Regions from separate parts of the Homo sapiens genome. Here region 2 is linked to region 1. A link is an interaction called in ENCODE POLR2A ChIA-PET data of the cell type or tissue named here. Cell type or tissue: Caco-2. All regions are shown on one strand. Links, peaks and the distances in the headings refer to the core of each region. The heading gives the core; the rest is flanking DNA. Region 1 has its middle 9.9 kb from the start of LINC01451. Region 2 overlaps QSOX2 (quiescin sulfhydryl oxidase 2).

Evidence for each region. Peaks named below come from ENCODE experiments on the same cell type or tissue, not always from the same donor. Only the 100,000 strongest peaks of a DNase experiment are listed, where the experiment ranks them.
Region 2: POLR2A ChIA-PET joins it to region 1 with 6 read pairs; 2 of 35 experiments call an interaction of 5 or more read pairs at or near these places.

Annotation. Positions count from the first base shown.
Region 1 is chr9:136,624,446-136,629,803 of GRCh38, reverse strand. No RefSeq gene overlaps it. Among named protein-coding and RNA genes, the nearest start is that of LINC01451, 9.9 kb to the right of the region's middle. RefSeq lists an enhancer at 1-101. In Caco-2, for the core only: a CTCF peak has its summit at 4,589 (motif pointing right); DNase peaks (open chromatin) are centred at 2,463, 2,893, 4,423, 5,163 and 1 weaker place.
Region 2 is chr9:136,231,881-136,237,238 of GRCh38, reverse strand. All of the region lies in intron 1 of QSOX2 (quiescin sulfhydryl oxidase 2), which reads left to right. Among named protein-coding and RNA genes, the nearest start is that of QSOX2, 11 kb to the left of the region's middle. In Caco-2, for the core only: no CTCF peak of the experiment used is centred there; no DNase peak of the experiment used is centred there.

The sequences.
Region 1 (5,358 bases), core at 195-5,194:
GCTGTGCCAGGGTGGGTGGGGTGAGGTGTGCCCAATGCCCCAGGTCCCCCGCCCAACAAATCAGAGTCGCAGCATATGGCTGGCAGGGCCTTTGTTTGCCAAGAAGGGAGAAGGGGCTGGGAAGCCCTGACCGGGCCCAGGCTCAGGGGCCTTGGGCAGCCACCAGGCCTGGGTGTCCTAGCTGGATAGCCCTCGGCTGGCCCAGAGTGATGGGTCCTGATGCCACCAGGAAACCAAAGTGCAGAGTGGTGGGCACAGGGCCCAGGCGAGGACCCCAGTCTCCAGGGACCCCCCAGCAAGACAGGCACAGGTGCAGCCGCCTCCACCCTGCCCAGCCCTCTCAAGCCTTGTTCAGTGGCCCCGTGGCTGTTCCCACGATCCATCCCGGGGCCCCACTCCCCAGCTGGACACAGGACAGAGGCGGGGGAATCCCGGACACACAGGTTGCTGGGGAGAGGAGCCGAGGGCCCCAGGGGCAAACCCAGGGCAGGGAGCCTGTGGAGTTCCCGCTTGCTCACCTGTGCCATCAGCTGCAGCTTCTTCCTCGAGGTGCACAGGGCGGTGTCCGAAGCCAGGATTCTGAGTGGCTCTCCCAGTGTTCACAGGACAGGCAGGTCCATGAGGCAGGGTTGCTACCACCAGGCCCGGGGGGCCTGCCCTGCGTCCTTGAGGGGCTGCTGGGGGCCAAGGAGGGTGGGCGGGCCATGCCCAGGCTGGGGGTCAAGGGCAGAGGCCGTGGGAACCTGCGCAGTGACAGGAAACGCTGGGGCCTGATTGATGGCAGCTTCCCTGAGGGAGCAAGAAGGCAGGGGGAGGCGCTCGCCCACAGGTAGGGGGACAGAGGGCCGGCTGGCAGCTGGCCCGGCGTCTGTCCCTGGGCAGGCAGACCCCAGGAGGAGTCCCGGGAGAGAGGGCTGAGCTCTAGCTGGAAGACACAGTGATTGTGGGGCCGGGGGGAGCTGCCTCACCCCATCGCCTTTCTGGAATACTGGGTGAAGACCCCTTGACCGAGATGACACTCCCCTTTCCGCCAGCACCACAATTTCTTCCTTTGGCTTTTAGGAACCTCTCTGGAGACCCTCTTATCCAACCCTCCCTTGTACAGGTGGGGAAACTGAGGCCTGGGGCTCGGGCCAGCCACTTGATCTCCCCGGCAGCCAGCTTGGGCCTCAGCACCCCTGCTCACTGAGTCCCCAGAAAGCTGGACCCAGGCCCCACCGTAGCCGACCCCAGCAGCAGTACTTTCCCCGGAGCCCCAGCCCCCACCTTCCACGCGCCCCGCCCGCAGCCCCCAACTTCCACGCGCCCCGCCCGCAGCCTCCAGGATGTTGCGGGATCTCGTCCAGCTGCTGCCACCTCCGGCCGCTGTGGCCACAGGCACGGCTGCTGGGACCAGCTGGCCTCCACAACCGTCTCTGCGACCCCCCTTTCTTCCTGCCTCTTCTCTCCCGGCCCGATGGCTCTGAGACGCTTTTCTAACCCCTCTCTCGGTCCCCATCTCTGAGCTCTGGCATCCCCTGCGGGCCGACTCCGGCTTTAGGCCCGAACACCAGCACCTGGGAGGCTTGCAGGGCCTCACAGAAATATTTTAATTTCTTTTAAAATCAGGAGAAAAAAACTGAACTTTTAGGGCCAAGAAAATGCTTTAATACATAATATGAATATATTTGTCTTTATGCCAGCACAGACATAAAATATGATGTTGTTTACTACTTTTATTTTTGTGGAGGGGTGCTCAGGAAGATGCCCCGGCCCCATCCATGTGGCGCCGCAGCCCTGGCCCGAGCTGGCCCACCCCCGAGATGGCCACTGTGTTATCACCGCCTTGGCCGGGCCCACCCTGCCTGGCCTTGCAGCCCTGGGGGTGGAGCGAGTCTGTGTCTGTGCCGGGCAGATACAGTGATGGCACCTGCCGGTCTGGTGGCCCCGTCGAGGCGCCTCAAGGGCACCAAGCCCACCCATCATCTCCCTGCCCCATTCTCCAGGTCCTTTGGGCCCAAAGCCTGTGGGGTGGCCCCGTGGCTCCATGAACCTGGGGATCTTCCAGCCAACATCCGTCTCCCGGGGGCAGGGAGGGCTCCCCACGCTGCTGGTGCCAGGAGAGCTTTGAAGCACCCCAGAGGCACTGTAAACCAGGTAATGAGGGTGATTAAATCTCATTCAACTCAGAAAGGAAAAGGATCTTCTTCGGGGTGCCAGGAGCCGGCACCAGCCTGTGTCCTCCACCAGGCGGGGATGACCGTGAGAAGCACGCTAGGACAGGCAGGGCCTCGGCTTGGAGGCTGTGGAGCAGTGCTGATGCCTGCATTGCAATGAGCTTTGCATCCATCTCTGCCACACCTCAGGACGTAGGAACCATGAGTACCCGTCTTTGCAGCTGGGGAAACAGGCTCCACAGTTCCGCGGCTGCACCAGGTCATGGAACCCTTCAGGTGCCGCCACCACCAGGCAATGCTGCCTTCTAGGGGCAGAGCACGGGGCTCCCTGGATGGGCTCAGACTCGGCACTGGGCCTGCCTCTCCCTGGGGCTTCACTACCCCAGCCCCAGCCAGTCCTGGCAGCAGCAGGGAGCTGGGAGCCAGCCTCCAGCCCCTCCCCGTGCTCCAGCTGGGCTTCCTGGGTCCCCCCTGCCCCCAGTCCAGGTGTGGGCTGGGATGGTGTGGGGGGCGGCGAGGTGGGCAGGGCAGGGGGCTGGACACCACTTCTCTGGGCTTTTCTTGAGAAAGGGCCCCTCCAGCCACGCCCTCCTGGGCCGCTATCAGAAGCCAAACACAGAGCCGGGGAGTGTCAATACCTCAGGCCTCCACCTGGCAGCTGGTGCCCGTGAGCCAGGGGCCAGGCGGGAACTCCGTAGACCCCTCTGAGCCCAGAGCTCTGTGCTATTTTTAACACCACTGGGAGAAGTCAGGCAAATAGTGTGGGCCCCTCCCCACAGCCCTGTGACCTCCACCCCTGTGTTTGCACTCTCACTGGGCAAACAGGCGGCGATAAGGCAGAGATTAGAGGATCGCTCAGCTCCCAATAAACAGCTTCTTCTCCCCCAGCATGGGATTCCCAGCACCAGACCCCAGGCTGGCAGCTGCAAGGGCTGAGAGTGCAGGTGCCCCCGCCCTGCCCCCACCCCTGCCCCCGCCCTGCCCCCACCCCTGCCCCCGCCCTGCCCCCACCCCTGCCCCGCCCTGCCCCGACCCCTGCCCCGACCCGTCGTGGCTCTGGCTTCCCGGTCCGAGGCATCTCCGGCACCCCGGGGCACACCACCAACCCAGGAGCCCCTGCCACCCCCGCAGTCCCACCCTGCAGGTGGGCATCTGCCGGACGGGGTTGGGGTTTGTCTCCAGCAAGGGCCAACCAGGTTGGGTTTGGATGGACATGGTTGGAGCTCGGCCACCATGCACCTGCTGTCTGCTTTGCCGTTGCTGCCCCGTCCAGCCTGGCTCTCCACCTTTTGGTGCTGGCTAGGAAGAGTTGAGGTGGTGGAGGGGACGTGCTGACACACAGCAGGCACTTGGCAAGCCGGCGACCTGGCCTCCCAGCCCCACACTGGCCTGCCTGGCTCCCTCAGCTGCCCTCCGGCCTGCGCCTGGCCTCCCTCCTGCACCCGCTCCAGCTGGCCCGAGTTCCCTTGAAAGTGCAGGGCCAGGAGGGGACATGGCAGCCAGGGAGGCATGATGGGGCCCAGCAGAGTCGACAGTCACTTCCAGAGTGGCGGGAGGCGCTCGCCCTCGGCAAATGCCACTCGGGATGGACTCAGTCTGGGGTTTGGGCAGAGTTTGAGTTGGAGATCCGCAGAGCTGAGGCTAAGGTTGGTTTGGAGCCAGGGTCAGTCTGTGCCTGGGATCAGAAGCCAGGCTCTGATTGAGGTCAGAGGTCACCCCGTGGCTGGGATGGGAACTCATTCTGTGCCTGGGTCAGGGCTCAGGCTATGGCTGGGAGCAGAGTTTAGTTTGTAGCTGGGATCAGGGGTCAGTCTATGCTTTTGACCAGGGCTCAGCTTAGTCTGGGATCAAGGGTCAATTTGGGCTGGTGATGGGGGCTCAGTCTGTGACCAGGGTGAGGGGTCGACCTATAGGTGGCCTCAGGGGTTAGTCTGCGGCTGGGGTAAGGACTTGGTGTATGGCTGGGATGAGGGTTCAGTGTGTGACTGGGATCAGAGGCCAGCCTGTAGCTGGGATTAGGGATGAGTCCATAGCTGGAGTAGACACGCAGACTGTGTCTGTCAAGACTTAATCTGTAGCTCGGATCAGGGCTCAGACTGTAGCTGAGATTAAGGATCAGACCAGGGCAGGGGCTGGAGTTCAACCTGGTCTGGACAGTCTCTGCCCCTGCCCCGGCCGCCCATTTTTCCCCAGCTGTCCTGGGTCAAGTTGCTGCAGCTGAACTTTGCTTCCTCTTTGGATCAGAGCGTTCTTGGCCAGCACCCAGCAGCTGATTCCCCAGGGGAGAGGCCCCGTTCCCGCCAGCCACATTCCCACGCCGGCCTGGGAGGCTGCCAGAGAGTGGCTGGGTGTCGGGGGCTGCCTCCCAGGGGACCTGCCTCTCACCCTGCCCAGCTCTGAGGACAGCACGAGATTCCTGCAGATGGAGCTCCTAACCTGTGAGTTCCCTTCCCCAGAGCCCAGTGTCCCCGTTCCCGCCTTCCTGCCCAGGGCGAGGGGCCGGGGAGATGGAGGGCTTTGCAGGCCTGCAGACCAAGGTGGGAGAGGCCGGGCGCTTCCCCCAGGTTCTGTGACTCAGGAAGCCAGCCATGGGTCTGTATCTCCCTGGGCCTCGGTTTCCCCAGGAACAGAGTGGGCAGGGGTGATGGCTGGACGGGAGCCATCCAAGGCCCCTCTGGCCTGTCTCTCATCCCAGTGTGACAAATCTGACTGGCCAAGGATGCACGGGGGCCTTGGCTGCTCCTGGGGGCTGACAACAGCCTGGGTCCCTATAGACCCATTGAGGCAGGTGGGTCCCAGGAGGAGCCAGTTTGTCCTTAGAACCAGAGGCCCATCCCAGGAGTCTGCGGGTGAGACCTCCAGGTGAGGCATCACCTCCAGCGGGTTCGTGCAGGGGTCGAGGCCTGTGTGGCCAGAGGGGCCCGGCTGGCTCTGAGAGACTGGCTGGCGGCTGGAGCAGGTCTGGGGCAGGTGCACCGTCTGAGGGTGACTCCGCCCAGCTCCCAGCTCCAGGGGGCTGAGGAGCCCCAGCAGTTCTGGGTGGACAGCTCTGAGGTCAAAGCCTGGGGCTGGGTGAGGCTGAGAGCCAGGGGCCACAGGGCTCCATCCCCAGTCCTCAGGCTCAGGGGCCCTTAGGAATTCCTGACTGCACGTCCTGAAGGCACAGCCACCACACAGCTGGGCAAGAGTCCCTAGTGTGCGG
Region 2 (5,358 bases), core at 63-5,062, 390 kb after region 1:
GGCACAGGACAGGCTCCAAGTGACGCCGGCCCAGAGCAGGCTCCAGGTGTGGCACAGGACGGGCACCAGGTGATGCAGGCCCAGGACGGGCTCCAGGTGACGCCGGCCCAGGATGGGCTCCAGGTGTGGCACAAGACAGGCTCCAGGTGTGGCACAGGACGGGCACCAGGTGTGGCACAGGACGGGCACCAGGTGTGGCACAGGACAGGCTCCAGGTGACACCGGCCCAGGACGGGCTCCAGGTGACGCCGGCCCAGGACAGGCTCCAGGTGTGGCACAGGACGGGCACCAGGTGATGCAGGCCCAGGACGGGCTCCAGGTGTGGCACAGGACGGGCTCTAGGTGACACCAGCCCAGGAAGGGCTCCAGGTGTGGCACAAGACAGGCTCCAGGTGTGGGACAGGATGGGCACCAGGTGATGCAGGCCCAGGACGGGCTCCAGGTGTCGCCGGCCCAGGACGGGCACCAGGTGACGCTGGCCCAGGACGGGCTCCAGGTGACGCAGACCCAGGACGAGCTCCACGTGACGCAGGCACAGGACTGGCTTCAGGTGTCGCTGGCACAGGACGGGCTTCAGATGTGCACTCCTGACGCTGGGAATTCACCCGGTATTTTATTTATCAGAGGTGTCAAGGTGGAGTGCACCCGTGTAAGTCTCGGGGCGCACGCTGGGTTTTGGAGCACCCGTTTGGCCAGGGGGCCTGTGGTTTGGGTGATGCTGCAGCGCTGGCTCTTCTGCTGTCGTGAGGAAAGCCTCAGATTGGCCAAAACTGGAGGGAAAGCAAGGTGGGTTTTTTCTGTCTCCTTTATTTAAGCTGGCAGCTGCGGCCTGTTTCAGAGGGCGTCCTGTTTCAGATACCTGTGAATATCCGTCTAGTCCGGCTGAAGGAGAATCACCATTGCCACCTAGCATCTGCCCCATCTCCGCACACCGTGCGTCTCCCCAGGGGCCGGCACACAGCCCTCTGTCCTTGGGCAGCAGCCAGTCCTGTCTCCGGGTGCCCCATGGAGGAGAGCTGTCTACCTGGCTCTCTGTGCGGAGCAGGGAGTGGGGAGGAGGTGGAGGGTCAGGAGCGTTGTGACGATGCCTGGGACAGCTGAGTGGAGGTGGTGGGTGGCAGGTGGCTTGCAGAGTCTAGACTGGGAGAGGTCCGGGTTGACTTGGTGGGGTGCAGCCCCCATCCTGGCCCTGACCCTGACTGCCAGTGACTTCGGACCCAGAGGGAGACTGGCTGCTCCCTCAGCTACGGTGGCTGCGAAGTTCCATACATCATCCTTACGATGGAAACTGCTCTCCACAGCCCAGTTCCTCCCGAAGCTGAGGCCAGAGAGTGTCGCTGATGAAAATGTTCATAGAGGAAGTGCCTGCAGGTGCTGAGCCGGAGACCCATGCCTTTCTGTGTGCCCGGAGTCCGTGGTCTTGGATGTGGAGAAGAGACGGCTCAGCCTTGGCCACCACTGGGCCATGCTGCCTCTGTAGCCACCAGAGCTCCACGGGTCGCCTGGGTGTGACCCAGCGCGAGGGAGAGGGGAGCAGGTGGTCTTCAGGGCTCTGGCTGATGCCAGCGCTCTATGCTTGCTGGCCACCCAGCTCACTGGCCACCGTCTTCCTTCACTCAGACGTCGTGGTGGTTATGAGTTCTCCACGCACATCAGTGGCTGCCCGTGGCTGTTGAGACAAAGAACAAAGTCTGCACCAAGATCTGCAGCCTCTTGTGAACCGGCCCGAGCCCAGCTCAGGGCTTCCCCTCGTCTTCCGTATGACGGTGTCCCTGACTCCAGGTGCTCCCGCGGCCGCCTCCCCTTCTGCCCTGCCAGCCTGAGTTGTCTTCTCTCCTTCTCTCCTTCCTTGGTCGTCACTCCCCGTAAGGGCCCAGCAGTGTCCCTGGTCTTGCATCCCCAGCACATGCTTGTCAGTCCCTGCAGGTGTGGCCGTCGTGGGGACGTGGCCTTTGAGTGGGCATGTTGGTCCTGGCCCTCCTCCGGGGGGTGTGCTGTGCCAGCACTCGTGCCTTTGACCCCGCCGATCCTCACACTGCCCTTGGGAGATGGATCTTCCTTGGCATCTCCATTTTACAGATGGAGCAACTGAGGCAAGAAGAGATTGTTACTTGCCCCAATTCTCAAAACCCAGTAAGCAGCAGAGCTGGATGTGAAGCTGCCTGGCTGGGTCTCCACCTGCAAGGAGGGTCTGCTGAGCATGGGCCATGGGCGGGGGAACCAGTTGAACAGCGGTCAGGGTAGACTCAGATGAAGTGGCATTCGGATGGAGACCTGGAAGGCAAATAGGAACGAGCCCGGTAAAGGGAGCGGGGGTCACACAGTCCAGACATGACTGGAGCAAGACTCGCCTGTGGTCGCTGGGGTGTGGCGCGATGAGGCTGGGGCGGGCGCAGTGGAGCTGGGGGGCCTCGTGGAGACCAGCCTTGCTCCCAAGCTGGGGTGTGGCGCGATGAGGCTGGGGCGGGCGCAGTGGAGCTGGGGGGCCTTGTGGAGACCAGCCTTGCTCCCAAGCCGGGGATGGCCATCGGGGCTTCCTCCAGGGCCCTGCTTCCGTCTCCACCTGCTGATGCGAGGTTCACAGGAGAGGTCTTAGTGACAGCAGCCTCACGCCCAGGAAGGTTCCTGGGTGCCAGCGTGCTAGCTCTGAAGGGGCTGTGTGAACTCTGTCACTTTTTTCTCCATAAAGTGTCTCTGTCAGGCCAAGAAGAATTTGCCACCGTTGCTCTAGGATGGTGCGTTGTCAACGCTGAGCTGGAAAAGGTGTGGGACATCTGCCGGACATCTGGGCGGCCCTCCAGGGGCTCAGTTAGAAGGGCAGCACTCCCGTTACGTGTGCAGTTGACCCTCAGACAACTTGCGGGCTGGGGGTGCCAGCTCCTGTACAGTCAAAAATGTGTATATAACCTGCGACTCCCCAAAAACTGAGCTCATAGCCCACCGTTGACTGGAAGCCTTACCAGTGACAAACGGTCGATTGACACAAACTTTGTGTGTTACACGTGTTCCGTACTGTGTTCTTACAGTAAAGGAAGCTAGAGAAGATCGTCGCACAAAAGAGAAGTAGGCCTTCTGCTCAGGAAGTGCCCCAGGTGGAGCCACGTGAAGGCCTTTGTCCTGGCCAGGCTGCCCCAGGTGGAGCCTCGTGAAGGCCTTTGTCCCGGCCAGGCTGCCCCAGGTGGAGCCTCGTGAAGACCTTTGTCCTGCCCCAGGTTGCAGCGGCAGAGGAGGTGGAGGCAGTAGAGGGGAGGCAGGCGTGTTCCGTGTCACTTCATGGAGGTACGTTGTGCCTTCTGTCTGGCTTTCTTGCTTTTTATTTCTCTAAACGGTTTCTGTGTGGTCCCAGTCTTCCTTCCACTGTTTGCTTTAGTTTTAGTGCCTGTTTTAGAAAAGGGTCCGTGTCATAGAAGAAAGCAAAAACCGTCTCGAGTGTTGAGAGTCCTGCCAGGTGATGGTGCGTTTGTGTTTGGCACTGGTGAGGAGGCACTTGGCTCCACAGCGTCGTCTTCTGTTCTCTTGAGTTGCTGCACGATTCGTCTCATGGAACCCTTCTCCCCTCCCTTTTGACCACATCCACGACCTCTCGTGGTTTCCTTGATTGGCTCTGTCATAAATCCCGTGAGGTCAGACACAGCCTGTGGACACAGTTTTCTCCAGCGGGAGTTTGTGTGGGCTCGACAGCCTTCACGGCTCTTCCTATAACAACGATGGCGTCTTCAGTGGTGCAGTCCTTCCAGCTGTCATCATGTTTCCTCTGTGAGGTTCTCTGCCACCGTGTTGGCCGTCCTGAGAGGACTGTGTAATGAGCCCTAAAGGGCCTTAGGACCCCAGATCTAGAGTAAGGCTCATTGTGTTTGGGGAGCAGGTAGACTGATGAAGCCTTCGGTGTTGAACTCATGAGTTCTTCGTGGCCAGGGGCATTCAGCAAGATGAAATCACTGTAAAAGGCAGTCCCTTACTGGAAGGTACTTCCTGGCTTCAGGGACAAAGCATCTGGAAAAGTGTTTCTCATTGCCCAGGCCTTCTCGTGCAACCAGAAGACTGGCAGCTGCTGTTTGTCTTTCTTGTTCGAGGCTCAGGGTTAGCGGCTTTATAGCTAAGGGCAGTCCTGCTGATACACCCGGCAGCGTGTGCACAAACAGCAGAGTCAGCCTCTCCCGACTGGTGCTCGCTCCTCTTCCTTCCTAATTCATGTCCTTTGTGGCATTTTTTCCCTAATAGGGCACTTGCGCCTGCATAAAAATACCTGTTCAGGCAGATGTCCTTTCTCCTCCATGATTTTCTTTTTTTTTCTTTTTTCTTTTTTTTTTTTTTTTTTTTTGAGACAGGTTCTCACTCTACCCAGGCTGGAGTGCAGTGGTGCAATCTCGGCTCACCGCAGCCTTGACCTCCTGAGCTCAAGTAGTTCTCCCATCTCAACCTGCTGAGTAGCTGGGACCACCGTGCCTGGCTAATTTTAAAATTTTTTGCAGAGACAGGGACTCCCTATGTTGCCCAGGCTGGTCTTAAACTCCTGGGCTCAAGTGATCCACCGGCCTCAGCCTCACAAAGTGCTTGGATTATAGCCATGAGCCTCCAGGCCCCGACTTACGCTGTATCCTGACAGTGGTTTACCTTTCTCTGTACTGTGAATGGTGCTGTGTGTGGTCTGTAAGTTTTGCGTGTGTGAGTTTTGATGCATTGTAACTTTTTATAATAGATTTGTATATATTTTGTGGTAGTAAATGATAAAACAGCATCTACATATGGTCTCTGCATTCATGACATGCCTTTTCTTAATTTTTTGTATATTTCTAGGCCGTGTGGCTCATCTGCAAGTTTTTTCAAATTGTCACATATCTCCAAAAAATTTCCCAATACATTTGTTGAAAAAATGTGCGTATTTAAGTGGACACACGCAGTTTAAAGACATATTGGTCAAGGTGACCCCTTCCCATGTGTCACGAAGAGGAGGGGACAGGAGGTGAGGGAGGCTGCCTGCCCTGTGCGGAAAGCGCTCACTGCACAGCCTCAACGGTTCCTGCAAACTGCCACGCGAAGTGCAAGGAAGACGGCAGGTCCTCAGATAACGACATTTCTGTCAACGTCATTTCCTTATAACGTGGATGAGAGAAAAAAAACTGGTTTTGTTATGTGTCCTTCCCCTTCAAGCCACCGTTTCCAGGAGCCTGTCAGTGACACGAAGTGAGGACTTCCTTAGTTTCCTCTGCCTCCCTGTTTATGTGTCTGAGGGTCAGTGGGTGGGACAGTTCCAGAGCAGAGGTTTCTCTTCGCTGGGAGAGCCTGGCAGATGGGACCTGCGGAGGAGGCGGAGAGGGTGGAGGGGGTGGAGGGGGTGGAGAGGGTGGAGGGGGTGGA